2 separate regions of the Homo sapiens genome follow, and region 2 is linked to region 1. A link is a loop called in an ENCODE intact Hi-C map of the cell type or tissue named here. Cell type or tissue: Calu3. All regions are shown on one strand. Links, peaks and the distances in the headings refer to the core of each region. The heading gives the core; the rest is flanking DNA.

Region 1 (2,932 bases), core at 299-2,798:
GGAGCATACTTTCACTTGTACTGGAAGGCAGTGTCTCCCCAGCCTGCAGATTGACTTTTTAAGAAAATAAAGCTATCCCTCTTTCCTCCACAGGTCTCATGGTCTTTAGTTAACATTTAAGTTTCCAGTGAACTACTTGTATCATAGTGCATAATCTATTTAAAATAATTCAAATAGAAGAGTAAAGGGTTTTTCTTTACTATTGTTATTTTTAAATTTTCAATCGCAGCTAGGAGAGTAGCCATGCCTAGAGAGATCTAAAGCCTGAAGCAAAGCCACCCCACAGCTGAATGTAATCAAGATCAGCTTGCCCCCAGCAATGAGTAATTGAGGGATTATTGTTGTATGCCACTGAAATTTTATGGTCATTTTGTGTCCGGAATTGGTGGGTTCTTGGTCTCACTGACTTCAAGAATGAAGCCTCGGACTCTCACGGTGAGTGTTACAGCTCTTAAGGTGGTGCGTCTGGAGTCTGTCTCTTCTGATGTTCAGACGTGTTCGGAGTCTGAGCTAGATACAAAGGTTCTCCACGTCCCCATCAGATTAGTTAGATACAGAGTTTCCACACACAGGTTCTCCAAGGCCCCACCAGAGCAGCTAGATACAGAGTGTCCCTTGGTGCATTCACAAACCTTGAGCTAAACACAGGGTGCTGATTGGTGTGTTTACAAACCTTGAGCTAGATACAGAGTGCCGATTGGTGTATTTACAATCCCTGAGCTAGACATAAAGGTCCTCCACGTCCCCACCAGAGCAGCTAGATACAGAGTGTCCATTGGTGCACTCACAAACCTTGAGCTAAACACAGGGTGCTGATTGGTGTATTTACAATCCCTGAGCCAGATATAAAGACTCTCCACGTCCCCACCAGACTCAGGAGCCCAGCTGGCTTCACCTAGTGGATCCCACACCGGGGCTGCAGGTGGAGCTGCCTGCCAGTCCCGGTGCCGTGCGCCCGCACTCCTCAGCCCTTGGGTGGTGGATGGGACTGGGCGCTGTGGAGCAGGGGGCGGCGCTCGTCAGGGAGGCTCGGGCTGCAGAGGAACCCACGGAGTGGGTGGGAGGCTCAGGCATGGCGGGCTGCAGGTCCGGAGCCCTGCCCCGCGGGAAGGCAGCTAAGGCTCAGTGAGAAATCGAGCGCAAAGCCGGTGGGCTGGCACTGCTGGGGGACCCAGTACACCCTCCGCAGCCGCTGGCCCGGGTGCTAAGTCCCTCATTGCCCGGGGCCAGCAGGGCTGGCCGGCTGCTCCGAGTGCGGGGCCCGCCAAGCCCACGCCCAGCCGGAACTCCAGCTGGCCCGCAAGCGCCGCAGGCAGCCCCGGTTCCCGCTCGCGCCTCTCCCTCCACACCTCCCTGCAAGCTGAGGGAGTGGGCTCCAGCCTTGGCCAGCCCAGAAAGGGAATCCCACAGTGCAGTGGGGGGCTGAAGGGCTCCTCAAATGCCACCAAAGTGGGAGCCCAGGCAGGGGAGGTGCCGAGAGAGCAAGCGAGGGCTCTGAGGACTGCCAGCACGCTGTCACCTCTCAATTTTACAAGCAACTTACTTCTCCAAGACCAGGTGGATATGATTCATGCTCTGAAACTATGTATGTCCATCTACTTCAAACTGAAGCTGTCATTTAATTTGCATTCCATCAATTGAATCAGATAATAGGCTCTATTGTAGCCTGTAAAACTGACAATGTCTCCTTTCTTCAAGTCGCATTGACGTAAGAAGAGTTGTATTTTTATAGAAAGAAAATATTTTGCCTAATCGCCTTCAAAGGAGCCTTGTACACAATCTCTAGGTGAGGAATGACTTTGTAATCCGAGGCATAAGGTAATTGTAAATGATAAGTCACCTATTATCTATTAGAGTTCAGAATGACTCAAAAGTTAAAGTGATTCATGTGTTTTGCTGATGGATAAGAAAGATGTTTTGAAAAATAGGAAATAGGCTCTTTCCTAGAATACCTATAATATACTTAAACATGTAATGCACATACATAATGTATATCATTATGAGATGAATTGTGTCTCACAAAATTCATAACTTAAAGCTGTAACCCGCAGTACTTTGAATGTGACTGTATTCAGAGAAAGAACGTTCACAGAGGTGAGTTACTATGAGGGTGTAGGGTGGGCCCTAATTCAGACTAGTGTTCTTATAGAGGAGAGTGTGCACAGAGGAGAGATCATGTGAGGACACAGCGAGAAGACAATCATCTGTAAGCCAAGGAGAGAGGCCTCAGAAAAAAATCCACCCTGCTAAGAGCTTGATCTTGGACTTACAGCCTCCAGGACTGTGAGTAAATAAATTTCTGTTTTATAAGCCATTCAGACTGTAGTGTTCTGTTATGTTAACCCTAGCAAACTAATAAATACATACCTATCATATATATGTAATATATATTATATATACATTTTTAAAATTATTACATTTATTATTACTGATAATATACATATACGTGGGAAACATAACGGAAAATATGGCATTATTACATACATGTAAGTTATGGCTTAATTGATTCACTATCTTCCAATTGGTTATAATTTTGTTTGGGAAATTTTTTCCACTGACTAATAAGTTATCACCTCATAATCCTTTTATAAGTGAAGGTGGTAAATAATAAACATTTTAAATAAAAGAAAGAGAGTTCTGCCACACATTTTTTCAGCTGTATATTTTAATCAGTTCTACAGAAATCAGTTAGGTGAAAGACTTATAAATCTCTCTTGGAATATAAAGTAAAAATTTTAAAGTGAAATACTAGAGATATCAATATCTAAAGACATTGTTAAATCAGTTATTAATACATAAGGGAATAATATGTAGTATTAGTACAAAACAAAAATGATCAAATATTTGTGAGATTTATTTAACTGTGAGAAGGTTTTAAAAACTTATTTCCTTTATTGGGGAGGTTACACATTTTCCTTAAATATGACGCATA
Region 2 (2,932 bases), core at 176-2,675, 65 kb after region 1:
ATGTTACATCTTTTGTTCCTATTTAAGCAGTAGTCATATGCTTTTGTACCTTTTGTGGTGTGAGAAAAATGTTAGGAAACATTTAGGACTAACATAAAAAAAGTATTAGAGAATCCTGACTCAAAGCCTGTGACACATTGATAAGTAGTATTTTCAAATTTAAGACATGGAGTTATGCTGACATCAGCCAAGGGACTCAAAGAATTGCCAGCAGCCACCAGAAGCTAGGAGAGAACTTGGAACAGATTTTCCCTCTGAGCTCCCAAGAAAGAACCAACACTGTAAACGTTTTAATTTGGGGCTCTGAAATCCTGAACTGTGAGAGAATGAATTTTTCTTGTTGTAAGCCACCCACATTGTGGTACATTGTTATGGCAGCCCGAGGAAACTAATATAAACCCCAAACAAAACAAACTAAACAAGAAAAACCTGGCTCTAATTACATATTGAGAGACAGTCTCAATGTAGATCCATTTGAACGGATTTTCAAAGGTAATCTATTTGGGTAATACTATTTACATGAAATTATGTTTGACGTTAGCATCTAACTCATGTTGATTAGTAGAGCCTGTTCTTTACTTTTGAAAGACTAATCTCATGGTTGTAATATTGATAGTTGAATTTATATAATAACTGTGTAACATTTTATACACTTTTATATGTAGGCAATAGAGAGTAGCGGTTAAATGCTGGGGTTTCTGAGTTAAGAAAGACCCAACTATTCAGACCCAGCTCCTATATAACTGCCACCTGTGGCCACAGGTAAATTATCATGTTAGCCTAAACCTCGGTTTCTCTCAAGGAAGCCAATATTAGATACTAAGCTGTTATGCTGTTCTAACGTTTAAATGAGATAATTTTCACTGGAACGTAAGTTACAGATGGACAAGGTCTATTATTTTTTTCACCACTGGAATCACATAGAAGGGGTTCTCTAAACACTCATTTAGTGGATATGAATGAATAAATAATGTCTAGAAGAGAAAATACCTGGCATATTGTAAATGCTCAAAAAATATTAGATATTAATGTTCTTCAGAAAAAAATAGATCAGATTTGTTTATTTTGGACTTTTCTAAAGAGTCAAGATGAACTATGGATTTTTTTTTCCTTTTTGAAACATGCTTTCTCTCATTTTTTTACAATTTGCTTATTGTATACACCATTGTTCAATTTCATACAACTCTCCATACAAAATAAGGAGGTTTATATATTGTTTGATAGATTTGGTGCTGCATGAATAAATCAGTGGCTAGAAAATATTGCATACTTTTGAAATGCATTAGAACTTTTATATAAGTAAGGTGTCGTTTATCACATCAATTTAGTAAATTATGGAAGTATGGCTTAGTGACCAATAACATATTAATTTTCAAGAATAGTTCATCTCATCTGGTCTGTTTAGGGACAAGAGATAGCACCTCAGCCATTGTACAGAACTATGTCATTGTCCATCCAGGGCTCACAGAGAAAGTATGAATGACTCAGACTGAATCATATCCTCTGTTCAAAAGGCAGTTTAAAACAAACATTATACATTTTATGAATCAATCACTTAGTGTTGTATTCAAATGTGAATTGTAACCAAAATGTGTCTATATAAAAAGGTTTTAATTAGAGAAAAATGCCCTGAATATAAGAGTTCCAAAAGTTGTTTGATGGAAATTTAGACCCTTAAATTCATCATCATTGTCATTTTTTTCCATTTCTTTCATATACATACACCTAGAGCAATAGATAACATACATTATTAATACATTCAATTTAACAAATAGAGTCAACTTTTCATATACGTAGATTCCACCAAGTGTGAATCAAAACTATTTTTTAAAATTGTGTCCATATTAAACATGTAGAGACATTTTTCCATGTTATCATTCCCTGAATGATACAGCATAAAAACGATTTACATATTATTTACATTATATTAGGCATTTTGAGTAATTTAGAGATGACAAAGTGTACAGGAGGATGTATATAGTCAGCTATAAATACTACACTATTTTATATCAGAAACTGGAGCATCTGCAGATTTTGGTCCTAGAACCAATCCCGAAGCATGACTATATTTATGTGACATGAGGATAGAAACCAGGAAGATGATTATAAAAAGATTTGTTTCTTACAACTACTTTAGATTTTTTAAATTGAGATAAACTATATGTACATAAATGACCACCTTTAATAATAAATACATTTATATTTTCCCCCATTGATCCTCACCTCCTTGGCATCTCCTGGTAACCACCAATCAACTCTCTATCTTTATTAGCTCCACTTTTTAAACTTCCATATATGAGTAAGAACATTTGATATTTGTGTTTTTGTTCTTGGCTTATTTTATTTAACATAATGACTCTCAGCTAATTGCATTTTGCTGCAAATGACAGGATTTCATTCTTTTTTATGACTGAATACTATTCCATTATGTAAACCTACCACATTTTCCTTCTCCACTCATCTGTTGATAGTCACTTATGTCAATTCCTTATTTTGGCTATTGTGAATAGTGCTGCAATAAACATGAGAGTGCAGATATCTCTTGGATATATTGTCTTTTATTTCTTTTGGATACACTGCAGGTTTTTAACCATTAAAAGTGACATGGCCAAATTTTTTAAAATCCTGATAATATCAAATATTGACAACATACACACCAGGCTTTATAAAACCAGAGGCAAAAAGAGCAATTAGGAAGTTATTGGGACAAGACAAGAAAGAGCTAAGTAGCACTACAGCTAAAAGAGTGGCTGCAAGTAGAAATGAAAAATCAAAAAAACATATTTAGGAAGAAAAAAGCAACATGATGGAATGATTGATAAAATACCAGAACAGAAAGAGAGTAGGGTACAGGAATATGTAGAGGTAGGAGTAAGAGAAAGGTAGTGGAAAGACTGTAGCCTTAATCTCAGGTTTTTAGTGAGATGGATAA

What was found. Hi-C counts contacts between places; a loop is a spot of excess contacts. Peaks named below come from ENCODE experiments on the same cell type or tissue, not always from the same donor. Only the 100,000 strongest peaks of a DNase experiment are listed, where the experiment ranks them.
Region 2: a loop joins it to region 1, with 4 times the contacts of the local background. A loop is called at or near these places in 3 of 110 quality-filtered maps.

The regions. Positions count from the first base shown.
Region 1 is chr12:74,401,355-74,404,286 of GRCh38, reverse strand. It overlaps LOC124902967 (a long non-coding RNA gene), which reads left to right and starts at 1,755. Exons shown (of 2, transcript XR_007063370.1): 1 at 1,755-1,818; 2 at 2,150-2,314. In Calu3, for the core only: no CTCF peak of the experiment used is centred there; DNase peaks (open chromatin) are centred at 1,016 and 1,416.
Region 2 is chr12:74,336,667-74,339,598 of GRCh38, reverse strand. All of the region lies in intron 1 of LOC107987178 (a long non-coding RNA gene), which reads left to right. Among named protein-coding and RNA genes, the nearest start is that of LINC02882, 46 kb to the right of the region's middle. In Calu3, for the core only: no CTCF peak of the experiment used is centred there; a DNase peak (open chromatin) is centred at 1,448.